2 separate regions of the Homo sapiens genome follow, and region 2 is linked to region 1. A link is a loop called in an ENCODE intact Hi-C map of the cell type or tissue named here. Cell type or tissue: heart left ventricle. All regions are shown on one strand. Links, peaks and the distances in the headings refer to the core of each region. The heading gives the core; the rest is flanking DNA.

Region 1 (15,257 bases), core at 7,258-15,257:
TTTGAGAAGGCGTCTTGCTCTGTGGCCCAGGCTGGAGTGCAGTGGTGTGACGTCGGCTCACTACAAGCTCTGCCTCCCGGGTTTATGCCATTCTCCTGCCTCAGCCTCCCGAGTAGCTGGGACTACAGGTGCCCGCCACCACACCCGGCTGATTTTTTTTTTTTTTTTTTTTTTTGGTATTTTTAGTAGAGACGAGGTTTCACGTGTTAGCCAGGATGGTCTCTATCTCCTGACCTCGTGATCCACCCGCCTCGGCCTCCCAAAGTGCTGGGATTACAGGCGTGAGCCACCGCGCCCGGGCACCTTTTCATTTTTCTTTTCCTTTCTTTTCTTTCTTCTTTCGGATGGAGTTTCACTCTTGTTGCCCAGGCCGGAGTGCAGTGGTGTGATCTTGGCTCACTGCAACCTCTGCACCCCCACAATGGGTTCAAGTGATTCTCCTGCCTCAGACTTCCTAGTAACTGCGATTACAGGTGCATGCCCCCATGCCCGGCTAATTTTTGTATTTTTGGTAGAGACAGGGTTTTGCCATGGTGGCCAGGCTGGTCTCAAACTCCCAACTTCAAGTGATCTGCTTGCCTAGGCCTCCCAAATCGCTGGGATTACCGGCGTGAGCCACTGTGCCTGGCCCACACCTTCACTGTTTTCATTGGCACCTAGGTGCTCGTGAACCTCGTACAGCAGGTCTATGATCTGGATTGTGCATTTTGCATAAAAAAAGAGTTAATAAGTTATAGTAGACATTCAGATAGTGAGAATTTGCATAGTGATGGACACTTGTATATAATATGTACATGTACACATGGCCATGTATGTGTGTACACACATGGATGCATACATCTAGTCTCCTATTTACACAGGTCATCGAGGAGTTTTTGTCATGTCGGTACATAAGGATCTGCCTCCTTAATGTTCACAGCAAATAAATTGAGACACCATGTTCTTTCTTTTTTTCTGAGACAGGGTCTTGCTCTCTTGCCAGGCTGGTGTGCAGAGTTGTGATTACAGCTCATTGCAGCCTCAAACTCCTGAGCTCAAGCAATTCTCCTCCCTCAACTTCTTGAGTAGCTGAGACTACCAGTGTGCACCAGCACACTTGGCTAACTGCGTTTATTTTTTGTATTTTTTTTTAGAGATGGGGTATTGCTTTGTTGCCCAGGTTGGTCTTGAACTCTCTGGTTTCAAATGATCCTCCTACTTCAACCTCCCAAAGTGCTGGAATTATAGGCATGAGCCATTGTTCCCTGTCCCGTGTTATTTCTTATGCCTTATATGTGTCCAGCTTGATTCAGTTGCTAACAAGTACAGAGAAGCTTCTACATCTTTGTTTTTTTTCCCCTACATTTTTGTTTTGCCAGGTACTATTTTAATTGACAAACACACATGTACAGTCGCACACTCATTTAATCCCCACAAGAGCACTGTGTGGTAAGTATCACTATCACTCCTGTTGTTCACATGAAGAAGCAGAGGCACAGAGAATTGAAGTTACTGTCCAAAGCTATCTGCTATAAGCTGGGGAGCTGGGACTCCAGGTTCCAGAGTCTGTCCACCTCATCAGTAGCGACACTGCTCCTCATGACTTGGATAGCTCCTGGGAACATGAATTTGCAGCCCCTGCACTAGAATCTTGTTCCCAGCCTCGGGTCAGAAAGGTGGCTTGAATGCACTGCGTTGAGCGCAGTGGGCCTGACCGCTCTCTGTGCAGCTCTGCACCCCTGTGGGTAGTGGGATCATCATTCACCAAGATGCCCCTGCCTGATGTAAGATCAAGGGGTGGAGATGTCAACAAAAATGCCCACCGACCCCCTCAGACTTTGCTGAATACCAGATAGAAAACCCTGGAGAGAGCTGCATATTCTTATGTGGCTTCTTAGAGTCACTTGCTTGACTATGAGTCAAAGTTCAAATGCTGGCTCTTGCACTTGTGGCTGGTGACCCTGGCCAAGGTACTTCACTTCTCCACATCTCAGTTTCCTCATTTGTAAAATAGGGGCAGTCATGGTACCTGCCTCATAGTGTTCTTGTGAGGAACGATGAGTTAATACAGAGGATGCTGTTGTGCCCCACTCAGCTCCCATTACCAGGCTTGTGCTCCATTTCCCAGCTGCTAGGAGTGTTGGGTGTCGTGGCTCACAGGTGCCCCTTCTTCAGGGCACTGCTCTCACTAGAAGAAATCTGCATCACCTAGGAGGTTGTAGTGGCTGTAAGCCAAGCCAATGACTGACTGGCAGGGAGGACAAGAGGACTGGCCTCCCTTCCTTCAGGAGGACCTACTTTTCCGGTGTGATTCATGCTCCAGACATCCCCCCGCCACTCCCTATACAGTCAGGGTGAAGCCCATCCCTAAGTGGGACCACAGCCTTGTTTAGCTTTATTCTGCTCGCCATCCCACTCCTGCACTCTCCCAGTAAACACTTGAGCAAGAATTCCTGACTCAGGCTCAACTTCCAGGGAACCAACCTATGATAACATGCAAAACATTAGCACTCTGCCTAACACAGAGTAGGTGCTCTGTAAGAGTTTTGCTATATAGCATTTATTTTTATCCTCAAGGATGAGGCTACTGTATCTGTAAGACCCTTGAGGGCCAGGATCAAGTACATCCAGCAGAACATCGGGCTTATGGCTAATGCTTAAAAAGATCATGAGTAGATAGTCCATGTTCATGGATAGGAAGACTCAATATTTTCAAGATATCAGTTCTTCCTGGCTTCATCTATAGATTCAACACAATCCCAACCAAAATCTAATAGAGATACAAGAAAAGGTTTTTTTCAATTCACATTCAATACAGCACGAAACACTTCACCTCAGAGAAAGGAAAAATCAAGGTGTGTTTTTTTTCTCTTTCTCTTTCCTCTTCCCTCTGTACTCAACACTTTTGACACCAGATGTGTATGGTTTTCCCCCCACGCATCAAGCAAACAATTCTCCATTGGACACCAGTTTGGTGTCCTCTAGTTCAGTTCAATTCTGATACTATCTACTTGGAGCTAGAATCAGATTCCACAGGTTGAGAGCTCAGTCCCTCAAGACTCTGTCCCATTTCAGGTGCCAGTCACAAGCCCAAGTTGTGGCCTATGCTTTTGACTGACTGGCTATAAATTGGGGTTCCAATAACCCACTCCTTGGATTTGATTAATTTGCTAGAATGGCTGACACAACTAAGGGAAACATGTATACCAGTTTATTAAAATGATATTACAAAAGATAAAGATGATCAGCCTGATAGAAGAGATGCATAGGGCATAGGGTTCCCATGTTCTCTCTGGGCATGCCACCCGCCAGAAACTTCCATGTGTTTAGCAACCAAGAAGCTCTCTAAGCCCTGTCATCCTGGGTTTTTATGAGAGCCTAATTACAAAGGCATGATTGATTAAATCATTGGCCATTGGTGACCAACTCAGTCTTTAGCCCCTCTCTCCTTCCTGGACGTTGGGGGTAGGGCTGAAAGTTCCAACCCTCTAATCACATCGTTGGTTCCCCTGGCAGCCAACCTTCATCCTGAGGTATCTAGGAGCCCCCAGCCCTACAAAAAGATACTTATCACTGCAGATTCCAAGGGTGTTAGGGGTTGTGTGCCAGAAAATGGGGTTGGAGACCAAATATATGCAGTCAGTCCTCTGTATTTGTGGATTCTGCGTCTGCGGATTTAAGCTATGGTCGATTGAAAATATTTGAGAAAATTGCATCTTACTGAACATGGACAAACTTTTTTGTTGTCATTATTCCCTGAGCAATACAGTATAATTATTTACATAACATTTACATTGTATTAGGTATTAAAAGTAATCTAGGGATTTAAGGTATATGGAGGGATGTGCATAGGCTGTATGCAAATTCTCTGCCATTTTTTATCAGAGGCTTGAGCATCTATTTGGATTTTGGTATCTGTGGAAGATCCTGGAACCGATCCCCAACAGTCACTGAGGGATGACTGTATATCTTATTAAAAGTCACAATATTACAGAATCCCAGCAAGTTATTCTGTGGGTAGTGACAAAGTGATTCCAAAGGTTATATGGAAAGGTGGAAGACATAGACTAGCAAACACAGCATTGTAGAACGAAATCAGAGGACTGCAAGACTTACTCTAACGTTCCAGTAATCAGTACAGGTGATGTTGGCAGAAGAATAGAAAGATTAGTAGAACAGGATCAAGAGCGCAGAAATAGACCCACACAAATATCATCAACTGATCTTTGACAAAGGGGCAGAGGCCACTCAGTGGAGAAAGGATAATCATTTCAGAAGTATGATGAATAAGCTAATACTTGTCTTGGGAAGAAGCAAGAGAGGGGTGTTCAGGATGATAAAGTCCTGGTTGATGAAGGCAGATGCCTGCAGCTCTTTCCTGGGGCAGGGCTGGCTTCCAAAGGGTGCTTGTTTGGGCCCTTTGGAAGGGGGTGTGCGGATGTGCAGGGCTGCTTGTATCATTAGAATGGCTGTTAGAATTTCATTCTTTCTTTCTTACCATGCTCTGTCTCTCTGCCTTTGTACATGTGCGTTTGCATTTCTCTCCCTCCTTGTCTGGGTAACCTGTGCTTTTCTGTACCTGGTCTCTCTGTCCCTCTCTGTCTCCCTTGGTCTCCCTTGTCTCCTCCTCTGTCCTTCTTCCTCTCTGTCCCCTGCTCTGCTCAGTCATCAGTAATTTGATCCCTCTTGAGGTCCCCATTTCTCTCTGTCCCTTTCCTCTTTCCAAGAACTACTTATTGGGCCCCGCTGTGTGCCAGCTACTCTGATAGGGGTGGAGCTCAGTGGTGAAGAAGGGTGTACAATCCCTGCGTGTATGGAGCTTACAGTCTAGGAAAGGAGGGCTGTGGATCCACAGATTCCATCTAATACATATTTGCCTCTGTTGAGTGCTGTGGAAGAGAGGTGCTTGGTATAGATCATAGCAGGCATTGGGAGGTTTTCTGAGTTTGGTTTGATTGAGCTGAGACTGGAAGGGAGAGCTTGGCACTAACCAGACTAAGAACATTTTCAGTGGTGCCAACAACACCACTAATGTCCTATGGTAGGAATGAGTGTGACCTATAAGAGATGCTTGGAGGGGCCTGTGTGGGTGGTGCAAGGGCTGGGAGGCAGATGCTTAGGCCACGTGGGGTTGGAGGGGTCATCACAGGGCTGTGGTTCTTAGTCCTTACAGCAATGGGACGTCACGGGAAGGCTTGATCCCAAGGAGTGGCATGAGCCTGTTTGTATTTCGTAAGGTGACTGTGGGGATAACGTACTGCTTTAAGGAGACAAGTCAGGAAGCTGCCTCCATAGACAAGAGATAATGGTGGCTTGGATTGTGGTGTTGGCCATGGAAATGGATAGACGTTGACAGATTCCAGAGCAATTTCAGAAGTAGAATTGTTAAAATCTGGCTATTGCTGGAAGACAATGTTACCTTGTCTAAAAAAGTTTTTCTTTAGTTATGTATAATTTTTCTGTAAGGACAGATGCTCACCATAGGCCAGTTCAAAGATCCCCTCTTGGCTGGGCGTGGTAGCTTATGCGTGTAATCTCTGTACTTTGGAAGGCCGAGACAGGCGGATCACCTGAGGTCAGGAGTTCGAGACAAGCCTGACCTATATGGTGAAACCCTGTCTCTACTAGAAATACACATACACACACACAAATTTTCCAGGTCTGGTGGCGGATGCCTGTAATCCCAGCTACTCGGGAGGCTGAGGCAGGAGAATCACTTGAACCCAGGAGGCGGAGGTTGCACTGAGCCAAGATTGTGCCACTGCACTCCAGCCTGGGCAACAAGAGCAAAACTCTGTCTCAAAAAAAAAAAAAAAAAAAAAAAAAACCAAAAAAATTCCCTCTTGAAGACATTTTACTGGGAAAGAGAATTGTTAGACTAGACAGAAAGAGAAAAGAATGTTTGCTTAAAGTCACTAGACTTTCACTGGCAGTCAACTGGGTGGGTGAATAACTAACTTTGGAAAACAAACCTTAATACCTTTCAAGTTTTTAGATAATTGCTAAAGCAGTTATATCAGCCATGTTGATTTCCTCTAAAAATGAATTCCAGTGCCTAGTGTCTTTAAAAAGTCAAAGGCACAAGAGAAAACAAAAGTAAACAAGGAGACTCCGTAGGATTGAAGATGTAATGACATAATGAGATAAGATGTATGCATTTTATTTGTCTTCAAGTCTACTGTAAAAAGATTTGGAGAAAACTGGGGAAATTTAAATACAGATGAGGTGTTAGGTTATGTTATGTAATTATCATCAGTTTTGTTAGGTGTAAGGTTTTATGGTTCTATAAGAAAGTGTGCTCATTTTTTTGAGATAAATTAAGTATTTTGGGGTGCAACATCATGAAGTCTGTAAAAGTACTCAAGCTTCCCCCAGATAAATGAAACAAACAAACAAAAAAGTTTCAGTGCACGAAAAGGATCTTTCTGTTTGTTTGTTTTTGAGGAGTGAAGATAAAGAGAAGAGATAAGGAAGACTCAGATTTCTGGTTTGGGTGAAGAGTGGCGACATGTCCATCTTTTACTGACCGTGCGTTCTTGGGCTCTCAGTGTGATAGAAATTGACAAGAGGTCCAAAGAGTTTTCCCAGACAAGGCTTTATTGGAGCTTATGCCCAGGCATAAGAGAAGCAGCACAAGAGAAAGAGAATTCTCTTCCTGGCTCCCCGAAGACAGTCAGGAGAGGAATTTTAAAGGGGCTAAAGTAGGCAGGGAGTGATATTTAAGCATGTAGAAGCGGGGAACTTCTGGCACCTGCACAGTGTAACAGCATAGAGAGCTTCTTCCTGTGTTGCATATCTCATTAGCGTGTTAAATCCCCACCCCTAGGCATGATGTTTAGTATTATAATGCAGCCAAGGTGGAGGACTGGTCATTCTTCAGATCTCCTGCACATGCGGGCAATAGGGTTAACTCCCTTGAGTAAGATTTAAGATGGGGCCCGCTTATTTTTGTTTCCTCGAGGTCTGCAATCAGTGGGAATGGCCCTTTGAACAAGATTTATAGTGCAAGGTCTGGATGGGGTCCCCACTTGTTATGGGTCCCCCCAGCCAGCTTGTAGTAGAAGTCCTCAGTGGGGTGTGACGGGGGATGAGTCCTTTCTCTACTTTCTCTCACCTTCATCCCTAATACTCTACCCCACAAGGTTTAGAGATACCACCCCCCTAATAATAGGGCCACCCATAATTGAGAAGTGTCTTTAGTTACTTTTTATTTTGAAATAATTTTAGACTCTTGTGGACCTGGCAAAAATAGTACAGTTTCTGTGAACCATTCATTTAGCTGCTCCAGTGATAACATCTTTCATAACCATAGTTATCAAAACCTGGACATGGTCGCTGGTGCAGTGCTATTAATGAAACTGCAGATCTTAATTGGTTTTCACCATTTTTTACATACACTCCGTTTTCTTGTTATTTTGCATTTGTTTTGGTGTGTAGTTCTACGAAATCTTGTCACGTGTAGGTGGGTATGTCTACCACCGTACATGCACAGGATGTAGATGACGTGCTGTTTTTTTACTCTTTTCACATGGCCTTTTTGTTGTTGTTGTTGTTGTTGTTGAGGCGAAGTCTCACTCTGTCACCCAGGCTGGAGTGCAGTGGCGTGGTCTCGGCTCCCTGCAACCTCCGCCTCCCGAGTTCAGGCGATTCTTCTGCCTCATCCTCCCAAGTAGCTGGTACAACTGGCCTGTGCCACCAAGCCCAGCTACTTTTTGTATTCTTACTAGAGATGGGGTTTCACCTTGTTGGCCAGGCTGGTCTCGAATTCCTGACCTCAAGTGATCTGCCCGCCTTGGCCTCCCAAAGTGCTGGGATTACAGGCGTGGGCCACCAGTGCCCGGCTTGTTTTCACATGGCTTTTGCCCACTGAGCTGTTTCTAATTGAGCTAGACCCACGGTAAGAACTCAGAAAGCTTTGAGTGCATCCCATCCCCTCTCCTCTAACTTAATTGTCTGCTCTCCTCCTCTAGCTCCCATTGTTGCCTGTGAATGGCCACGAACCTCTCCTGTGTTTCACTATGACTCTAAGATGCCTTTGCTCACCTCTGGACTTCGTTCTGTCCTCTTCCTTAATTCCAGGCCACAGCCACCTCTTCTTGCTGCAAAGCTGAGATCTCCTTTCTCACTCTCATCTCCAGGAGTGCTGGAGTTCAAAGGTACACCAGGGTTTGATAACACTTTCTTCCATGGTAGACAAGGTGGTCCCTGCCACTCCCAGGCTCATGTTTTACCAGCTTGGGAGCAGCCGTGGAGGGGAGGTTTTACCAGTAGTCCTGGCCAAATAAGTCCCAGGAGGATGCTGATGGTGCAGCTGGGCCATGTGTCTGTCCCCGAACCAGTCACTGAGCCAGGGCACTTGGGTCATTCCCTGGCCCCTGCTGTCGCCTTCAGCTTGTGGTTGAAGGTGGTGGGGGTGAATCAGCTCTATCTAAAGCACATGGAATGGGTGCATCCCATGAAAAGATGATTGTTGTTGTAGTTTTTCAGAAGAAAGGGAAAGAAGGGACTGGTTGAGCTTGTTGAGCTTGTGTCTCTGTGCCAGTCCAGAGTTCACTGGTCATCTTGTAGGGGGAAGGAGGAGTCACCTTTGAGTCAGTCAGGTTGCTATCCTTGCCTGGTAGGTTTTGACCAGGAGTAGATGGAGTCACATGGCAGCAGAAGTTGCAGAACGGAAGGATTTCTTACTTGTTTCTGTTATCTATTGCTATACAACAAACTATCCCAGTGTTTAGTGGCTTAAGACAACAATCATTTTATTTATTGCACATATTTCTACAATCTGGGCATGGGTGGGGACTGGGAGAGCTTGTCTGTGTTCCACATGTTGTCAGCTGGGGCAGCTCACTGGGGCCAGAGGATCCACTTCTAAGATGGTCCAGTGCTCTGTGGCTGTTGGCTGGGGGCTCAGCTGGGCTGTTGGCTGAGGGCATTGATTCTTCTTCCATGGCCTCTCCATAGGGCTAACTTGGGCTTCTTACAGCATGGTGGTCTCCAGGTAGTCTGACTTCTTACACAGAGGCTGGCTTCCCCCAGAGCACAAAATGGAAGGTACCAGGCCTTCTTAAGTATTAGGCCCCAGGCTGGGCCCGCTGGCTCACGCCTGTAATCCTAGCACTTTGGGAGGCTGAGGTGGGCAGATCACTTGAGGTCAGGAATTCAAGACCAGCCTGGCCAACATGATGAAACCCCATCTCTACTAAAAATACAAAAACTAGCCGGGCATGGTGGCACATGCCTGTAATCCCAGCTACTCCTGAGGCTCAGGCAGGATAATTGTTTGAACCTGGGAGGCAGACGTTGCAGTGAGCTGAGATCATGCCACTGCACTCCAGACTGGGTGACAGAGTGAGATTCTGTCTCAAAAAAAAAAAACAAAACAACAAAAAAAAACCATTAGACCCTGAACTGGTACAGCATCATTTATGCCAGCGTGCCAGTGCTCCTAACCTTTTTGGTACCAGTGACCAGTTTCATAGAAGACAGTTTTTCCACAGATGGTGGGGGCAGTGGGGGGATTGCTTTAGGATAAAACTGTTCTACTTCAGATCATCAGGCATTAGATTCCAATAAGGACCACACAACCTGGATCCCTCGCATGCGTAGTTCACCGTAGGGTTTGCGCCCCTATGAGAATCTGATGCCGCTGCTGATCTGACAGTTGGTGGAGCTCAGATAATAGTGCTTACTTGCCGGTACCAGTCCATGGCCTGGGGGTTGGGGAATCCCTGATTTATACTACATTTTATTGGTTAAAACAGGTCACAGAGACAACCTGGATTGAAGGGCAGCTGGCTATATAAGGCATAAATACTGGAGGCTGTGGCCCATTAGTAACAGTCCATTACTCTGGACTGTTACCAGAGTCATAGTTTACCACTCTCTTCTCACAGGCCCTGTGATATCCAGAACCCCTGTTACCATCCCCAACGCTGGGGTTGGCCTCTTATTATTATTTTTAATTTGAATCAGTTAGTGCCTTCATTTCCTCTTCCCCCTTTAATTGAGCCACAGAGCATTTGTAGCTTTTGGGACTCAAGGGAAAAGGTCATCAAGGTCAAGGTCAACCGGACAGTTGACCTTTAGGCTGCCTAGAGTGATCTCTAGTGAGCATCAATTTGGTCTCTTGTTTTTTTTTGGTAGAATAGTCTGTGCTTATTTCCTGAAATCTCAGTTGCATTACAAAAATTAATTGTCCTAGTTTAAAATGTGTCTGTCTGAGAAACAGGGTGAGCGGAAACCCCAAACTCTTCAGACTCCAGGGGTTTGTGGGGTGGCAGCAAATGCCCGGGTAGGGTCTTAGCCCTTTGTCCATTTCCAGAAGGAGGGGACACTGAGTCCAGACGCAGAGATAGCTTTGCGGGATCCTGTTGGGGAAGGAAGGAGCCAGGCTGTGCCTGGGCTGCAGTTGTGTGGCTGCATCCTCAGGTGGAGGGAACTCCAGCTTCTAATTGGCTCATGTTAATTTCATTTTAGTGGATATCATGGAAATAAAAGAAATCCGCCCAGGGAAGAACTCCAAAGATTTCGAGCGAGCAAAAGCAGTTCGCCAGAAAGAAGACTGCTGCTTCACCATCCTATATGGCACTCAGTTCGTCCTCAGCACGCTCAGCTTGGCAGGTAGGTGCATGTTTCTGTGCCTTTCTCCTTCCCTGTGCCTTAGTGTCTTCCTGAAGAAGTTCGCTAATAGCAGAATGCTCACCCCTGCCTGCTCACTGATGTGTATTTGGGGTCATGGTTTTGAATCCCAGCCCTGCCCCTTTCTAGCTGTGTGTCTTTAGGTGAGTGACTTAACCTCTCTGAGCTGCAGTTTGCTCAGCTGTGAAATGGGGAGAATAATAATGCCTATTTCATGGGGGTATTGTGAGGAGTATGTTAAGTGTCTCTCTGGCTCATGCTGAGAGCTGAATAAGTGATGATTAGATAGTTTTAACACTGAAGGCCAGGCTCTGTTGGATGAAAAATGTACGCTGGGCTCATCCCTGTAATCCCAGCACTTTGGGAGCCTGAGGCGGGCAGATCACTTGAGGTCAGGAGTTTGAGACCAGCATGGCCAACATGGTGAAACCCTGTCTCTACTAAAAATACAAAAACTAGCTGGGTGTGGTGGTGCGCACCTGTAGTCACAGCTATTTGAAAGGCTGAGGCACAAGAATTGCTTGAACCAGTGAGCCAAGATTGCATCACTCCCCTACAGTCTGGGTGACAGAGCAAGACTCTGTCTCAAAAAAAAAAAAAAAAGAGAAGAAAAAGAAAAATGTAACCTGTTTTCTTCCAGCAGATGTGGCTCAGCAAATCTGATTGATCTGAAGGAACTGTCCTGAGATCTTCTGTTGCACACACACATGCACTTTCCTCACTTTACTCAGGGGCAGAAGCTTGTATCTACTTTCAAGTTCAGTCCTAGAATTTATTGACTTAGAAGTATATGTATATTAATTAAGAAAATAAATACGATTAAAATAGACCAAAGTGGGTGAGGCAGCTGTCAAAGTTGAGCAATATAGGGACATTTACTTTTCGGTCAAATAACTTATTAATTTCTCATTCATTCTTTTACTACATGTCTTTTGAGCCTATACTCTGTGTTAGGTTGTGTACATGCCAGTGAGCTAGGAAGATGAATGGGACCTGGTGCCGCCTTTAAGAAGCTCTCAGTCGACTTGGGGAGACAGATGTGTGTACTGGGATAAGACCTAGTGCAAGCATGATACAGTGTGCTGTGAATGTTTAATTCCAGGGAAGCTTGGCAGAGAAGGTGACTTTTACATTGGGTTTTGAGGCTTCAGTAGGAGTTTGGAGGAAAGAGAGGGAGGGTGCTCCAGGGAAAGGCTGTGGTGTGTGCCAGGGCTTGGAGGAGGGAAATAGCATGTCGGATGTAGGAAATGAGGAGCGAATGTCTGACTGATGATATGGAGGGGGAGTTGGTAGAGATGGGGTAGGAGGGCAAGGCCCGTGGCGGTGAAGCTTCACACCTCTGTCTCCTTAGCCCCACCTGCAGGCTGAGCCCTGACCCCCTGTTCTTAATTTGGTAAGGAGACCAGAAGAACCCGGGTCTTGGAAGCCAGGATGTGAACTTTGATATATATCCCACTCTTGGTCCCTCTTCCGGAACCCTAAATTCAAGGTCAGCACAGTGATGGTCAAGATTTTGATTCACATTCCATCTTCTCACTTACTGGCTCTGAGACAAACTCAGCCCTTCAGAGCCTCAGTTTCCTCCGCATCTGTGTGGGAAGATGAGAGCAGCAGTCTCTGCCATGGGTGTACGGACTGATAAAGTACCTGGTGCTTAAGGAGAGGCTTCATAGTTCCATGAGGTGTTTGCACTGTTAGCTTCATTTTACAGGTGAGATGAGGCACAGAGTAGGGTTAAGTAACCTCCTGAATGTTACACAGCCCTGAAGTGGTGCAGTGGGACTTGAGCTATGATCTTCCTTTTGCCAGATGCCAAGCTCTTAACCACTCCTCAATGCCGCTTATTAACAAGGGTAATAGCAACCATGGGTATTAGCAAGCCATACTCTCCTGGGTATTAGCAAGCTCTACTTGCTGTCCCTCTGTGCCATCTTGATTAGAAGCAGGGGAGATACTGACAGCTGCTTAGGGTTGTGGTGCAGATTATTCCAGATTCTGCATTTTATTAGTTAGCATAGGGTTAAAAGCTAACACTCTTTAATAAAACAAAAAGCTAAATCCCTAAGCCAGTGGTACTCATCCATGGGAAGCTGAATACTGCCCTCCCACGATGCCCATGTCCTAATCCCGGGAACTTGTGAATATATTATCCTCTATGGAAAAGGAGACTTGGCGGGTGTGGTTAAATTGAGGATCTTGAGATGGGAAATATCCTGGACTATCTGGGTGTCTAGTGGAATCACAAGGGTTCTTAGATACCCGGGAAGGTCATTCCCAGAGAAAGAGATGTGAGGATGGAAACAAAGGTCAGCAGATGAGAGGCCATGAGCTAAGGAATGTAGGCAGCCTCCAGAAGCTGGGAAAGGTGAGTAAACAGATTCTTCCCCAGAGCTTTCAGAAGGAATTCAGAGATCTCATGCAACCAGTCTATTTTAGACTTCTGGCCTCTCTAACAGTCTGAAAATAAATCTATATTACTTTAAGTCACTAAGTTTGTGGTCATTTGTTATAGCAGCAGAGGAGACTGATGACTGAACCTTTGATATACTTTGGCACCAGGCAGGTGTTTCCACCTGTTGATGTCTCCGTCATCCCTCTCTTCTGGTTTAATTACTTTAGGGTGGGACCTAAGTATTGGGGTTTTGAAAAGCCTTCAAGTGATTCTCCTGAGCAGCTGGGGTTGAGAAACTCTGCTCTGGAGTTGGACACCTGGGTTTGAATTCCTCAGCTTTTTCATCCCTGGAGTCAGTGTGCTGCCAGGGTAAGATAATGGATTCTTGTTTAAAATCCTGTATCTTCCACTGTCTCAGTGTGCTCTGGCTACTGTAATGAAATGCTGTAGACTGGGGGTTTAAACATCAGGCATTTATTTTCTCACAATTCTGGGGGCTGGGAATGCCAAGATCAAGATGCTGGATGGTTGAGTTCTGGTGAGGGCTCTCTTCCTGACTTGCAGACAGCTGCCTTCTTGCCATGTGCTCACATGGCTTTTCCTCAGGGTGTGCTTGGATAGAGAGGGAGCTCTAGTCTCTCTTTCTCTTCTCTAAAAAGGCATTAATCCCCTCATGGAGGCCCCACTCTCATTACTTCATCTAAACCTAAATACCTCACAAAGGCCCTACCTCAGGGGTTAGAGATTCAACATATGAATTCGGAAGGAATGCAAATATTCAGTCTGTAATGGCTGCTATGAGCTGTGTGGCCTTGGACACATGACTGAACCTGTCTTAGGTTCAGTGGTTTCTCCATGTGTTAAATGGGAATATAATAGTACTTCCCTTGTGGGATCAATATAGGAAAAACACTTAGAACAATGTCTAGTATATATATGTAGTTAGTGCTCAAATGATGTTAACAATGTCATAGTGATAGTTCCCACCACTCCCTCCATTCTTAGCTGATTCCATTTGGCACAGGAAATAACCCACTTGTCATCCCTGTGGTACAAAGCTCATCATGAATGTGTGGCCCCATCTCAGACAAAAAGCAGGTCCTAGGGCCATGACGGTGTGAAAGGGGATGCTTTCTTTGCCTTCTGCAAAACTAGAAACCAGCATAGGCTTCTCCCATCTTCGTGATCTGTATGGGGCAGGGCTTTGTAAGCAGACGTCTTCCCAGGAATTAACACAGCATTTCTGTTCCCTTTCTCCACTCCAGCTGACTCTAAAGAGGATGCAGTTAACTGGCTCTCTGGCTTGAAAATCTTACACCAGGAAGCGATGAATGCGTCCACGCCCACCATTATCGAGAGGTAGTTGGCTTTTGCCTGTTGATTTGCGTAGTTGCTGATTCCTTTATTCTGCTGCCTTTAGCCAACATGGGCTACAGGGGGGAAAAAAAAAAAAAGGGACATTGGTTTTTTGAGGCTCGTTGAGTGTCTTGTATGCAATGGGTGCCTAGTAGCGGTGTGGGCTCTACAGTTTTTCAAATAAGAGCATTTCCCTGTGCTAGTTTTCAGCGTTGGCCTATTGGAGTGAGTGGTGCATTGGACTCGAGATAGAAACATTCCTGGGGTATGTGCTGGGGGAAAACAGGGCTTCCTTCTTAAAGGATTTAATAAGAGATTCAGTGGACTGATCAAAGGACAGATACAGGGTCTGGAATTTTCCACCTATCACTCCCTCCTGGGTTGATGAAGACCTCAAGACTGTCTCTTCAGTGTCATGGGAGTCTAGATGGGCATTGGGGTGTGAGTTATTTTCCTTCCACTAAATCAAAGTCCTCTACTTTTTACTATTTTTCTTTCTAGCTTTTTGGGGATTAAATGACTATCATCAGAAGGAATTGACAATGTAAAGAAACCTGGCCTTTTTGAGTTGAAATCTTGGCTTAGATAGGCCTTTTCCACACTAGGAGGAAACTGCTTCCCAAGCTGCCCTTGTTAGAAAGTTGGAAGACTCCTCCTTTTGGTTCCAGTTCCTTTTGTGCACATTCCGTAGGACTCACTTAGACTTGTGCTATTTTCTAATTTTCTCTTTCTCTCTTTCTTTTGTCTCATATTTCTTTCCAGTTGGCTGAGAAAGCAGATATATTCTGTGGATCAAACCAGAAGAAACAGGTAAGAGTCATTCAGTTTTTTTCTGATCACTTTGGATTTCGATCCTCATTCTATCTTTAAACCTTCCAAGGGGGTGGGAGCATGA
Region 2 (15,257 bases), core at 4,032-12,031, 57 kb before region 1:
TTTTATCTCAAGAAGAACTCCCAGCTCTGGCAATTTCCTCACGGGGTTCTGGTTAGCAGGAACTTGCTGGTTACTGTGGGGTCTGCAGGGGCAGGTGCACATGAGAGGAGCACCGGCACCTGGTTTTGGAATAGTTGGCAAATGGTGTGTGACTTTTGGACAGGTGTTACAATCCCTGTGCAGACCTGGGTAAAATACCTAGGTCCTACTGTCTAAAGCAGCGTGTGGTTCTCAACCAGGGTGATTTTTGCCTCTCCCTCCCTACTCCAGGGTAGGGGGCATTTGGCAAAGTCTGGAGACGTGTTGATTTTCTCACCTGGGATACAGGGTGCTACTGGCATCTAGTGTGTAGAGGCCAGAGAGGCTGTTAAATGTTCTGTAGTGCACAGGACAGTCCGCACCACAGAGAGTGATCCAGCAAACGTGTCAGTGGTGCAGGGGTTGAGAAACTGCTCTAGAGTCATGTGTTTGCTTTGCTCACAGCAATAAAATGTCACTGGGTAAAATAGGGTTTTGCTCTGAACCCTGTTTGGATGGAATTTTCTCATTTGTTCAGCACATGTTTGCCATCATATTGAGTGCTAAACTCTGCAGAGAGAGGGAGGAGGAGGATGGAGTCCCAGCTTGCAAGAGGGGGAGACAGACTCAAACTTGCCCTTGCAAGATTGTGTGCTTAGTACCATAGCAGGAGTTTTCACTGGATGTGGTGTGAGGAGGGAAGGTTTTTGTCCATTTGGATGTGGGGGAGGTGGTGAGGAATGGGGAGGGCTCATTGTGGAGGAGCTGCTTGGGTGGAGTTTAGAGAGATTTGCTAGATGGTTAGCAGGGATGGCTGCCCTGATCCTGTGGGATTAATGGGTGTCATGTAATATAAACAAGCAGATTTGTGGGTCATAGATCTGGGCAGAGCTCAGCTGGGCAATTCTTCTACTCTTTGTAGCCTGGACTGAGGTCATTTGGTGTCACCTCGCCTGGAAGGTTCCAGAATCTTCACTCACACATCTGATACCTTAGTGGTGATGGCTGGAAGACTGAGCTTAGCTGGGATTATTTTTTGTTTGTTTGTTTTTCAGACGGAATCTCTGTCACCCAGGCTGGAGTGCAATGGTGCAGCCTCGGCTCACTGCAACCTTTGCCTCCTGGGTTCAAGCTATTCTCCCACCTCAGCCCCCCGAGTAGCTGGGATTACAGGTGGGTACCATCACATGCAGCTAATTTTTGTATTTTTAGTAGAGATGGGCTTTCACCATGTTGGCCAGGCTGGTCTTGAGCTCCTGACCTCTCGTGATCTGCCCACCCTGGCCTCCCAAAGTGCTGGGATTACAGGCATGAACCACTGCACCCAGCCTTAGCTGGGACTGTTGACCAAACATCTACCATGTGGTGGTCTCAGGCAGAAGAGTCCCAGGCAGAAGCTACAGGCTTCTTACGACAGCCTCATAAATCCGAGGACATCACTTGCACCAACTCAGATCAGCAAGCCCAGCTCAGCTTCAAGGAAAGGAAATTTCTCTCTTAGAGAAGGAATGGCATGCATATCGATGGTAGGCAGGAACTGATGGTGGCCACCAGCAGCCAAGCTCCCACATGAGCATGTCGACTCTGAATCCCAATTTATGATGCAAATCCCTGCTCTGCCACTGTATTAGTCCATTCTTATGGTGCTAATAAAGACATACTCCAGCCTGGGCACAGTGGCTCACACCTGTAATCCCAGGACTTTGGGAGGCCAAGGCAAATGGACCACCTGGGGTCAGGAGTTCGAGACCAGCCTAGCCAACATGGCGAAGCCCCATCTCTACTAAAAATATTAAAATTGGCTGGGTGTAGTGGCACATGCCTGTAGTCCCAGCTACTTGGGAGGCTGAGGCACAGAATTGCTTGAATGTGCAAGGCGGAGGCTGCAGTGAGCCGAGATCACTCCACTGCACTCCAGCCTGGGTGACAGAGCAAGGCTCTGTCTCAAAAAAAAAAAAAAAAAAAAAAAAAAAAAAAGACAAAACAAAACAAAAACAAGCAAACAAAACCCAAGACTGAGTAATTTATAAAGGAAAGAGGTTTAATTGACTCACACACAATATGGCTGGGGAGGCCTCAGGAAACTTACAATCATGGTGGAAGGAGAAGCCTTCTTCACATGGTGGCAGCAAGGAGAAGGAGAGCTGAGTGAAGGGGGAAGCCTCTTGTAAAACTATCAGCCCTCATGAGAATTTACTCACTATCACGAGAACAGCATGGAGGTAACCGGCCCTATGATTCAATTACCTCCCACTGGGTCCCTCCTATGACACATGAGGATTATGGGAACGACAATTTAAGATGAGATTTGGGTGGGGAGAGAGCCAGACCATATCAGCCACTTACTAGAAGTGTGACTGGAAGCTAATTCTTTTGTTATATTTCTGTGCCTCAGTTTCCATATCTGTCAAGTGAGATAATAGTAGTTTCTATCTTATTGGGTGAGAATTAAATGGATTTTATTTTATGTTCTTTTTAAGATGTGGGAAATATTGCATAATCGAAACTTAATACAATAAGACCAGAAAGAAAAAAGGCCCCCTGGTGAGGACCCCCAAGGCCTGGCCTCTGGCAGAGAAGACTGAGTCTGAAGCACAACACCTCACTTCCTGGCCTCCAGGTTCCCTATTGCTTTCCAGGGGTGTTGGATAAGATGGTGCTGGGATTCCTTCCATCCCCAGCCTTCTGCATAGAGTTAAGGAGCTGGTTGTCTGTGAATGTCGGGAGGGAGCTTGTGGTACTGTTGGGCATGTTGGTTTTCTTTCCTTTCTGAGGGACCTAGTTGAGCAGTCTTCAGGTGGGAAGGGGTCTGCTCTGGGGCCTTTCTGAGTTGAGCCTTAGGTGTCCTCTTGCATCTTGTGCATTTGAAAGGCTTGGATTTTGTCTCAGGAGCCGATGTGGTGCCACCTGTTTGTGGGTCTGGAATTTTAGGGTCGGCTGTGGTGATGGGCCCTTTTGAGGGCCTGGATGCGTCCATCTCAACTGTGTAGGCTTTTTATCCTGACATTTTCACTTTTGCTTAGGCATATCTTCTCTGTCTGCTTATTTGTGGCAAGTGGTGGCTGCCCATGAGTGACGGATTCTCAAACATATGAGCTGTCTGTTTCCTTGGTATTAGGTTCTTGGGGTTCCCACTTAATAATGATAATAGTGATACCGTTGATGAGAGCCTCTTCTAATGAATGCTCACTGTGTCCTAGTCTCTGTGAAGGCACATCAAAGATAACTCCTTAATCCCCGCAGTGGTCCAGTGAAGGGGGAGCTATCCCTGCTTTATTCATAAAGAGATTGAGTCTTGGGGAGATGAGATGACATGCCCAAGTTAAGGAAAGGGCAGAGCTACAATTTGAACTTGTTCTTCCCAGTTTCAGTCTCAAGTCTTCTTCCTGCTCTGTGTTGTTTTCTTCTCCTAAATGATCTCAAAGACGTATCAGATCTGTGTGTCATAAACACCCTGCCTGAGACCAAAGAATGGCAGCTTCATTTAGAGTTTCTTTGTGACAGCAGGACAGAAACACATGAATTCCTTACGTGTGCAGAGGACTTGCTCTGCCAGGTGCTGGAGGTACCAAGAGAAAGGAGACTCAGTGCTCATCCTAGAGGCGCCGGATTTGTGGGGAGATGCTAGGAAAAGACCACAAACACAGCCTGGAAAAGGGCTGTTGGGGACAAGGGTGCCGAAGTGAGAGTTTACTGTATTTTGGCTCATCCTGAAATCCACTCTTGGACTTCTTTTCATGGAAAAAATGAATATTTTTGAAAGTTATTATTTTATCAAAATGTTTTTGAAATAAATGTGAAATTACTATTAATAATAATAATAAATGAATTATTTTCTCGCTGGCATCTCCTAAGAAGAAATCCATTGTCTGAGGGTGGTCCCCAAGCCCCTGCAATGAAGCGTCTCATCAGAAATAAGACGCAACCAATGCCTGAAGTGTCCATAAATGTATTTGCCTTTCAGTTACTGGTATGCGGTGATGGTATAAAGAAGGGCTGTCAAATCCTGGTCCTGCACTTGGTAGGGGTGTGACCTTGGGTCTCTCATGTCACCTCTTTGGGCCTCCATTTCCTTATCTATAAAATGAGAATAGTTGAAGAACACACCCCATAAGACTCTTGTGATAAGTAAATGACGTGATATATGTAAAATCCTTCAATAGTATCTGGCACAGAGGATGTGCTTAAGTATTTTTTGCTCTTGCTGTCGTTGATGTCATCATTATCATCATCCAGCATAAAGGCAAGATGGCATTGTAGAAAGGATGGGATAAATACTACATTTTCCATTTATATGAGGATTTTCCTTCCTGCACCCGATGGATTGTCCTGCTCCCCCTGGAGTATGTGTCCTCCACTTTGGAGCATGCCAGTGTGAAAAGTAGAGTTGACATTTTTATTCTTGATGGTGCTATAGCCCTTCTCTTATGCTGAATAGCTGAGGAATTGCTTGTCTTGTTTTCAAGAGTTGTCTTCTATCCTGGATGACAACCTTAGAATGTTCTTAGAATTTGTTCCTTTGTTGATTTAGCAAATACTCAAAGAGGACCTGATGTGTGTTGGGCAATGTGCTTGTCACTGGGGATAAAGTAGTGAACAGGACCCTGAAGATCTCTAGAGGATCTTACAATCTTGTAGGAAAAGCAGAAAAAGTCAGACTAACACATTCAATCATGTTGGATCGTGATAGACGCTAGGAAGGAAAGGAACAGGGTACTGTAATAAGGAGTCATTAGTCAGGAGCACTAGCCTAGCTGGGGAAGGCCTCAGGGTGGCCTCTCTGTAGAGGTGATGTTTGAGCTGAGACTTGAAGGGTGAGAAGGAGGGAGCCATGGGAAGCTCTGTGGGGAGAGCATTCTGGCATAGGGCATAGCAACAAAGCTTTCCTATTAGTGAAGGTAGCCTAATTGCAGTAACAAGTTATTTCTTCCTGTAAGTTTATCTCTCACTCACTCAAATCATGATCCAGTGGGATTGGGGGTGGGACTCTGCTGTCTGATCACAATGGGACTCTGTGCTATCATCTCCAAAGGTGTTGGAGGCTACCGCAGGATCCTTTGTGTGACCACTGCATGGAGGAAGAGGAAGAGCAGAGGATGGCTCAGGAGGTTGGAGGTTTCTATGGGCCATACCTGAAGTGGATGTACCTGTTTCCTCCCACCTGCTTTTTTTTTTTCTCCCCAAGAGATGGGGTCTTGCTTATTGCCCAGGCTGGAGTACAGTGGTGTGATCACAGCTCACTGCAGCCTTGAACTCCTCGGATCAAGTGATCCTCCTGCTTTGGCCTCCCAAAGAGCTGGGATCACAGGCATGGGCCACTGTGCCCGGCCCCCTCCCACCTTCTATTGAACAGAATTTGGCATGTGACCAAGTGCAAGGGATGCTGGGAAACATGCCCTAGCCGCATGCTAGAAGAACAGGGCCTAAGTTGGGGGGCATCCTTCCAGGCTTTTCTGTAACCCCTAATTTTGGAGGGTACAGAGGCAGCTCTAGGTGCCCCAGTGAAGGCTGATAAGCAGGTTGATGGTAAGGGTTTGGGAGTCTTGTAGGAATCCAGGAGAATGAACAGTCTCATCGCTGGGCTGCATGGAAAGGGAAGTGGTGAGCCACTGGCACTGAGGACTTTCCTGTCTGTAACTAGAGCTGCTGATGGTGATGTCTCTTAGACAGCCTCATCTGCCCTCTTGGGTTTCTCTCACAGATGTGGCCCTCCCCTCCCCAGCACAGACTGTCTCCAAACCTTGGCTTTTTCTGTTGCTGCCACATCAGTGACAGCTTTGGTTTTGCAACCTCCCAAGGATGGACCCCTGAGAGAGAGGCCTCCTATGGGCCATGCCTTTTAAAGCCAGCACACATGAGCAGGCTGCTTTGGAGATCAGTATCCTTTGGCACGGCCAGCCTTTCCTGGGCATAGGGGTGGATTGGAGGTGGTCTCCTGTAAGAGGACATCGTCTGGCTCCCGGGCTGTGGGCAGTGGTGGGTGCCTGTTACGGATTGAATTGTCCTTACCAATTTCATATGTCAAGGTCCTAATCCCCATACTCAGAATGTGATCTTATTTGGAAAGAGGGTCTTTGCAGATGTAATTAGTTGAGATGAAATCATAATGGAATAGAGTGGGCCCTAATCCAATATGACTGGTTTCCTTATGAGAAGAGGAGAGAGAGACACAGGGAGAGAAGGCCATGTGAAGACAGATACAGAAATCTGAGTCATGCATCTGCAAGCTAAGGAACACCAGGGGTGCTCCCTCAGGAGGAACCAGCCTCGCCAACACTTTGATTTTGGACTTCTGGTCTCCAGAACTGTGAGACAAACTTCTGTTGTTTCGGCCATCCAATTTTTGGTATTTCATGAGTGGCAGGCCTAACACACAAATACACTCTCATGTAACAGGGGCCTGAGGGCAACGGGGTGAGTACAGGGATTGACCTACCCATTCAGCCACTGATACTATGGATGGGTTGTGGTTTGTCATAACGGAATTTAAGAGGCGTTGCTTTCTTCCACGTGTCATGTTATTTTCTAGCTGCGTTGGTTCTGGCCTGGGCCCTGAGGGTGTAAGAGGGAATACAGTGTAGTGGGTAAACGAGGGAGGCAGCATTTGTCCCTCAAAATAGCACCAAGTTCTGGGAATGCAGGTATATTTGGAGTTCCTGACAAGTCAGTGCAGGTCCAACGTCTTAGGGATTGTGCTGAGTTGGGGGAGGGATCTAGTTAAAGATGTCCCTTGGTGAATCATTTTTGAAAAAAAAAAAATTATCTCCACTACCTGTCCCCTAGTCTGTCTTAGATATAAATGCGGGTTTTTGTATATCAGGCTCGCAAAATTATGTGTCTTGATTTGTCTTGGGAGAGATTTAGGTGCTGTGCAGTTTGGGGTTGAAATCAGAAATCCTGGGGTTGACTTTTCCTGCTTTCATGCAAGGCCCGATCTTGGGGCCAGGCCTTCGGTAGTCCTGACCCACAGACTAAGAGTGCTGGGAGGCCAGGGACCCTGTCTGTTCTGTTCATAAGGGGGACTTCCCAGCACCTGGCCCATATCTGGCCTGTGGCTGGTGCTCCTCAGATACCTGGTTAACAGATGAATCAGGAAAAGGCCCTGGCTGCCCCTTTCAGCCTCGGACTTCCGGTTTCTTCCTAACCATGGCAGCAGTATCTGGGGTTGAGATAGGGCACCTCTGTGACAACTTCCTCTTTAACCATACACCGTGGTTCCACTCGTGGTCCTGGCACTTAGTGACTGTGTGACCTTAGGCAATCTACTTGGCCTCTTTGAGTCTCAGTTTTCTTTTTTCTTGTCTTTTTTTTTTTTGAGATGGAGTCTCACTCTGTCCCCAGGCTGAAGTGCAGCGGCACAATTTCAGTTCACTGCAACCTCTGCCTCCCGGGTTCAAGCAATTATTCTGCCTCAGCCTCCTGAGTAGCTGGGATTACAGGTACCCTCCACCTCACCTGGCTAATTTTTGTATTTTTAGTAGAGATGGGGTTCCACCATGTTGACCAGGCTGGCCTTGAACTTCTGACCTCAAGTGATCTGCCTGCATTGGCCTCCCAAAGTGTTGGGATTACAGGTGTGAGTCACCGCGCCTGGCCTGAGTCTCAGTTTTCTTATCTATAAGATGGGGTAATAGTGGAGCTTACCCCATCAGATCACTGGGAGGATTCAGTTTGTAAGTGATTGTCACAAGTCCAGTATGTACTTAACACAGGGTGCCTCCCAGCCATGCTGCCATATGTCTCCTCAGGCAGCAGGTGCCTGCATTTGTGTTTGCGTGGGGGACATGGGACAGGCTGAGACATAGCTCGCATGTGTAGGGGGTGTCCTCCTCCTGCTCTTCTGTAGCACACAGCTAGGGGTCCTCTGGGGTTAAGTGCTCTTGGACCTGAGCCTGGATATAAAAGCAGCCCAGTGCTTCTGGGAGGCTGGGGAGGCCTGGGCTTGGAGAAGGAGCGTCGACAGGGTGAAGGTGAAGTTCTGGAAATAGAAACAGTGATGATACCACATCACAGCCTGGGGGCCACTCCACTGTCACAGGGCTGTTGGGAAGAAGCTGTAAGGTGCTGCTTTCATCTATACAAGTTGTGCTGGAGGCCAGGGGTAGGCGTGAGTTTTGGGAGGTGAAGTATCTGTGTGTGTGAAGGATTCTGTTTTGAGAAAGAAGGAAATGGGAACTTACTAATTTGTAGAATGGAAACTAGCAAAATTAGGCAAGGCATGGTGAGAGCATGTGCAGCAGGAAGAGGAGACCCCGCAGAGCTCAGAAGAGGTGGAGGAGGGGCTGGCCTCCCCGGCCTCAGGACTTCAGGGATCCCACTGCGTCTTCTCTGCTCCTGCTTCGGCTGGATTTCACCGGCCAGGTGTCTCTCTCCCCAGCACTACCAGCCACTCCAGGATGTCCCTGGCCTGCCACCAGCCTCCACCAGTGGGAAAAGCCCCTACACCAGGTAGTAGCATGACTGAAGGAGGGCCCGTGTCCCTGGGGAGGCAAGAAGGGCCCAAGCCCAGCGTGGCGCAGAGTGAACGTTACGCCAGTTTCCTGTTTAGACAGCTCTGAGCTGCTTCCCTCTGGCCTTGCATATTTCTCCTAATTAAAACAACTGCTTTTTCCCCCTCATTATAGAAGTACTATGTGTTCATTGGTAGACACATTTTAACCTACTTCTGGGTGAGAAAAACAACCCCTTAGCCCCCGCCACCCCCCTACCCAGAGAGATGGTGTTAACACCTGGTGTACCACCTTCCAAATCTTTTTGTCCAACAAAACTTTATTCACAAGACATTTTCACAACATGCGACCCTTTTGTAATGTACTTTAGTAATCTGCCTTTTTCATTTTGTACTACTTTGTGACCATGTTAGTATTATTAACTAATTTATTTTAGTTAATGAATTAATTAATTTTTTGAGGCAGGGTCTTGCTCTGTCACCCAGGTTGGTGTGCAGTGGTGTGACCATAGGTCACTGTAGCCTTGAACTCCTGGCCTCAAGAGATCCTCCCATCTTGGCCTCCCAAAGTGCTGGGATTACAGGTGCAAGCCACTGAGCCTGGCCTGTTATTAATTTTTTTTTTTTTTTTTTGAGACAGAGTCTCGCTCTATTGCCCAGGTGCAATGGCACCATCTTGGCTCACTGCAAGCTCCGCCTCCCAGGTTCACACCATTCTCCTGCCTCAACCTCCCGAGTAGCTGGGACTACAGGCGCCCGCCACCACACTTGGCTAATTTTTTTGTATTTTTAGTGGAGATGGGGTTTCACCGTGTTAGCCAGGATGGTCTCGATCTCCTGACCTCGTGATCCTCCCACCTTGGCCTCCTAAAGTGCTGGGATTACAGGTGTGAACCACTGAGCCCAGCCTGTTATTAACTATTTTAAATGTCGATGTTGGTTTAAAAAATAATATGACAGACCCCACATACTCAAGAGCAAGGGATCCAGGGTCTGACTGCCTGGGTTCAGATCTTGGCTATGCCACTTATCCCATTTGTGGCCATGGACAAGTTACTTAACTTTTCATTGCACTCATCTGTAAAATAGGATAATAATGGTACCTATTACACTGGACTCTCATGAGGATTAGGGGAGTTAATTATGTATCATACTTTGGGTATCATAGTACCTGGCAAATATCCCAAGCACTCTATAAGAGCTACTATTGCTATTATTATTGTTTAAATTTACTTTTATTGTAAGTTCTGGGATACATGTGCAGAATGTGTGGGATACATAGGTAAGCGTTTGCCATCGTGGCTTGCTGCACCTATCAGCTCATCACCTAGATATTAAGCCCTGCATGTATTAGCTATTTATTCTGATGCTCTCCTCCATCCTTACCCTGCTCCCCAACAGGCCCTGGTGTGTGTTGTTCTCCTCCCTGTGTCCATGTGTTCTCATTGATCAGCTCCCACTTATGATTGAGAACATGCAGTGTTTGGTTTTCTGTTCCCGTGTTAGTTTGCTGAGGATGATGGCTTCCAGCTTCATCTATGTCCCTGCGAAGGACACGATCTCGTTCCGTTTTATGGCTGCATAGTATTCCATGGTGTATATGTACCATATTTTCTTTATCCAGTCTATTGTTGATGGGCATTTGGGTTGATTCCCTATCTTCGCTATTGTGATACTATTGCTATTATTATTATTATTATTATTATTGTTATTTCCAACCCTCTATGATAGGCAGAATAAACGCTCTCTGCTCCCAAGATGCCCTTGTCTTAATCCCTGGAGCCTGTGAATATATTACTCTATACGGCAAAATGCTCCTTGCAGATTGAACAGATCTTGAGATGGGGAGATGATCCTGGATTATCTGGGTGGATATGATGAAATCACAAAGGTCCTTGCAGGAGGGAGGCAGGAGGGTCAGAGTCAGAGTGAGACTGGAAGATGGCACCAGCTGGCTCTGAAGATGGAGGAAGGGGCCATGAATCAAGGAATGCAGGTGGCTTGTGCAAGCTGGAAAAGGCAAAGGAACTCATTCTCCCCTAGAGGGTCTGGAGAAAGCTTGTCCCAGTGATGCCTTGATTTTAGCCCCATGAGACTCATGACTTTTGCTCGTCTCCAGAGCTGCAAGATAATCAATTTGAGTAAAGCTATTATGCATGTGGGAATTCAGTAGCGTAGCGATTGAGAATAAATAACCCCCAACCCCGCAACCAACTTAGATGAGTTGTGATGTTTGCTTTGGATCTTTTTTGTTTTTAAGAAATAAAATATAGTTAAGTTCTCATAAGTACCCTTCCCTCCCTAGAGAAATCAGTATCATGATTTAATAATTATAATTCCCATTTCAAAAATTTTCATCCATGATTAACATATAATATGTTTTGCAGGTCTTTACATAAAAGACACTGCGTGGTGTGTATCCCTCAAGCAACTTGCATGTTTTTGCTTGACCTTGTGAAGATTTTCCATGTTGATGTAGCTTTATTTTAACATCCATGAGCAATTTCACTCAACAGTACAGCACGATAGATTGATCTGTCCTGTCAATGCTGGACATTTAGGTTGTTTCCAATCATGATACTCCCGATTCCAGCAAACACGTCTTCGCTATTGTTTGAAATTACTATAGGATTCTACCTTATTTTTTAAAAACCTATCTCCCATTTTTTCGATATTAGATAGTTGTTTTTTATTTTCTTTAATTTTTTTTTTCTTGAGGTGGTGTCTTGCTTTGTCACCCAGGCTGGAGTGCAGTGGCACAATCTCAGCTCACTGCAACCTCCGCCTCCAGGGTTCAAGCGATTCTCTTGCTTCAGCTTCCCCAGTAGCTGGGATTACAGTTGTACACCACCACGCCTGGTTAATTTTTGTACTTTTAGTAGAGACGGGGTTTCACTATGTTGGTCAGGCTGGTCTCGAACTCCTGACCACAAGTGATCCACCCACCTCAGCCTCCCAAAGTGTTGGGATTACAGGCATCAGCCATCACACCTGGCCAACATTTCATTTTGAAATGGCTTCCAAAAAATCTGTGGCTGTGCAGAGGTGCCCACCAACATTCTGTCTGGAATGAAAAAACTAGAAGTTAGCTCCTTCAGGTGAGTACAGTCTTTTTTTTTTTTTTTTTTTTTTTTTTTTTTTTTTTTTTGAGACGGATCTCGCTCTTTCGCCCAGGCCAGAGTGCAGTGGCGCTATCTTGGCTCACTGCAAGCTCCGCCTCCCGGGTTCACACCATTCTCTTGCCTCAGCCTCCACAGTAGTTGGGATTACAGGCGCCCGCCACCGCGCCCAGCTAATTTTTTGTATTTTTAGTAGAGATGGGGTTTCACCGTGTTAGCCAGGATGGTCTCGATCTCCTGACCTCGTGATCCACCCGCCTCGGCCTCCCAAAGTGCTGGGATTACAGGCGTGAGCCACCGCGCCCGGCCTCAGGTGGGTACAGTCTTATTCATGTCTGTACTTCCAGCTTTTGCTACCAAGTGTTCCCAGTAGATGCTTAGTAGATATGTGATATTGAATGTGTAACTGCTACCTTGACCTACCACCTTCTCTTGATGAGGAACCTATAGATTTGTTTTCTTTCTTTTTTTGTTTTTGTTTTGAGACTGAGTGGAGTTTCACTCTTGTCGCCGGGCTGGAGTGCAGTGGCGCAATCTCAGCTCACTACAACCTCTGCCTCCCAGGTTCAAGCAATTCTCATGCCTCAGCCTCCCAAGTAGCTGGGATTACAGGCATGCGCCACCACGCCCAGCTGATTTTGTATTTTTAGTAGGGACGGCATTTCATCATTTTGATCAGGCTGGTCTCGAACTCCTGACCTCAGGTGATCCACCCACCTCAGCCTCCCAAAGTGCAAAAGAAATTAATACTTTTATTGAGATAAAAACATTGTATACCCTATAATGTACCCCTTAATGTATACTGTTAAGTGGTTTTTAGTATATTCAGAGTTGTACCAACATTATCATAATCAGTTTTAGAATGTTTCATAATTTCCCCCAAATCCTATACATTAGCAGTCACCTCTACTTTACTTTCCCCCATCCCTGGCAATGACAAATCTACTTTTTGCCTTTACAGAGTTTCCTATTCTGGACATTTCTCACAATACATGGCTTTTTGCATTTCACTTTTTTTTTTTTTTTTTTTTTGTGAGACGGAATCTCACTCTGTCGCCCAGGCTGGAGTGCAGTGGCATGATCTCGGCTCACTGCAAGCTCTGCCTCATGGGTTCATGCCATTCTCCTGCCTCAGCCTCCTGAGTAGCTGGGACTACAGGTGCCCACCACCACGCCTGTCTAATTTTTTTTGTATTTTTAGTAGAGATGGGGTTTTGCTGTGTTAGCCAGGATGCATCTCACTTCTTTAGCCTAACATAAGGTTCGTTCATATTGTAGCATATTATCAACACTTCATTCCTTTTTAAGACTAATATTCCATTGCATGGATAGACCATATTTTGTTTATCCATTCATCACTTGATGGACATTTAGGTAGTTCTCTCTTTTTGGTTACTGTTTTCATTTTCTTTGTTCTTTCTTTCCTTTCTTTCTTTTCTTTCTTTCCTTTCTTTCCTTCCTTTCCTTTCCTTTCCTTTCCTTTCTTTTCTTTTCTCCTTTTCTTTTCTTTTCTTTTCCTTTCTTTTCTTCTTCCCTCCCTCCCTCCCTCCCTCCCTCCCTCCCTTCCTTCCTTCCTTCCTTTTCTTTCTTTCTTTACTCTCTACAGTCTCACTGTGTCGGTCAGGCCGGAGGGCAGTGGTGCGATTTTGGTTCACTGCATCCTCTACCTCCTGGATTCAAGTGATTCTCGTGCCTCAGCCTCCTGAGTGGCTGGGATTACAGGCGTGTACCACCACACCTGGCTAAGTTTTGTATTTTTAATACAGACAGGGTTTCACTATGTTGGCCAAGCTAGTCTTGAACTCCTGGCCTCAAGTGATCCACCTGCCTTGCCTCCCAGAGTGCTGGGATTACAGGTATGAGCCACCGTGCCTGGACTCTTTTTGGTTATTGTGAATAATACTGCGGTGGACATTCATGTACAAGTTTTTGTGTGAACACATGTTTCCATTTCTCTTGGCTCTTTGCCTAAGAGTGGAATTCTAGGTTATCTGTAACTGTTTAATCACTTAAGGAATTGCCAAGACTGTTTGCCAAAGCAGTTGCACCATTTACTTTCCCACCAGCAATGTATGAGGGCTCCAACTTCCCCATGTCCTCGCCAACACATGTTAGTATCTGTCTTTTTGGTTATCACCATCCTAGTGGAGGTGAAGTGTTATGTCATTGTGGTTCTGATTTGCATTTTCCTGATTGCTCATTGCTCTATCTTAAATAGTTGATGTAATAATTTCCTTCTAAACATTGGCTTTCTGTAGACAGTGTCCTATTTTCAACTTTTCTGGGCCCCAGCATTGTCTTCTGGCATGGGGTTGGTGCTGACTAGGGCGTAAATGAATGAGGCAACTCTGGATATGTTAGCTTGCAGCACATGGGCATGGACACTGATTGGCAAGGATGTGCTTCTTGGCTTGAGTCAAGAATCATACATTTTAACCATCACTTCTGCTTTTTTTGTGGCACAAAAGGACCATTTTTTGAAGTTAGTAACCTGTCTTAGTTCCCTCAGTAGATGTTTGTCCAAATGTTGCGGTGAAGCATAGCACAGACTTTTCATCATTTCAAGGTTTAACGCCTCAGCCCAGGGAGTGTATATTTGGTGACCGTTTTCCCAGAGCCCTGGAAATGCTTCTTCCTAACTGTCCACTTTGAGCTCCTCTGCCTCCTCTTTGGCAATCAGTTACCTCCTAAGAGGAACCTGGAGAAATGTCATTGGGAAGTGCTGCTGGCACCAGGATGAGAGAGTGTTCTTGAAAGCTTGGGAGCAGTATTGAGCATCTGCCATGTGTCAGTATTGTGCTGGGCACTACAAGCTCACATGTATCCATGTGATCATGTGTATGGGTATTTATTTGTAGTGTCTAGTCATTACAATCTGTCTGTGAGTTTTGCCTGGTTTACTCCTAAGTACAGTGAGCTTCAGTGATTTGCCCAAGGTTACCAAAGTTTTCAGAGGAACAACATCAGACACTTTTCCCCAATCACCATGTGCCAGAAAACCTTTAGGTTAAGAGGTTAACAAGACAAGCCACAGATAGGGGAAAATATTTATGAAACAAGAGCTGATAAAGGACCCATATCCAAAATAGGCAACTCTTAAAACTCAACAATAAAAGGCCAGGCTCGGTAGCTCATGCCTGTAATCCCAGCACTTTGGGAGGCCAAGGTGGATGGATCACAAGGTCAGGAGATCGAGACCATCCTGACTAACACGGTGAAACTCTGTCTCTACTAAAAATATAAAAAATTAGCCGGGTGTGGTGTCGGGTGCCTATAGTCCCAGCTACTCAGGAGGCTGAGGCAGGAGAATGGCGTTAACCCAGGAGGTGGAGCTTGCAGTGAGCAGAGATTGCACCACTGCACTTCAGCCTGGGTAACAGAGCGAGACTCCATCTCAGAAAAAAAAAAAAAAAAAACAAAACGCAAGAAAACAACAAAAAAAACCAAAAACAAAAGCTCAACAATAAGAAAACAACCCAATTAAAAAGTGGGCGAAAGATCTGAACAGATGCCTCACACCCCCTTCCCCCACCCCACTCACAATGCTTTGCCATCCATGTCTCCATCCTGCAGTAGCCAAAGCTGGCTGCTTCTGGACCACTGCTGTGCAATGGAAATACAGTGTGAGTCACCAATACCAGCCATGAGAGTAGTGTTTTGTTTTGTTTTTT

What was found. A loop is a pair of places that touch in the nucleus more often than their neighbours do. Peaks named below come from ENCODE experiments on the same cell type or tissue, not always from the same donor. Only the 100,000 strongest peaks of a DNase experiment are listed, where the experiment ranks them.
Region 2: it touches region 1 in a loop (3-fold over the local background); 8 of 110 quality-filtered maps call a loop at or near these places.

The regions. Positions count from the first base shown.
Region 1 is chr16:81,843,992-81,859,248 of GRCh38, forward strand. It overlaps PLCG2 (phospholipase C gamma 2), which reads left to right. Exons shown (of 33, transcript NM_002661.5): 3 at 10,453-10,596; 4 at 14,272-14,365; 5 at 15,125-15,172. Among named protein-coding and RNA genes, the nearest start is that of PLCG2, 72 kb to the left of the region's middle. In heart left ventricle, for the core only: no CTCF peak of the experiment used is centred there; no DNase peak of the experiment used is centred there.
Region 2 is chr16:81,790,517-81,805,773 of GRCh38, forward strand. The region is part of intron 2 of PLCG2 (phospholipase C gamma 2); the gene reads left to right. Among named protein-coding and RNA genes, the nearest start is that of PLCG2, 19 kb to the left of the region's middle. RefSeq lists enhancers at 7,129-7,178, 7,229-7,648, 7,919-8,528. In heart left ventricle, for the core only: no CTCF peak of the experiment used is centred there; a DNase peak (open chromatin) is centred at 8,505.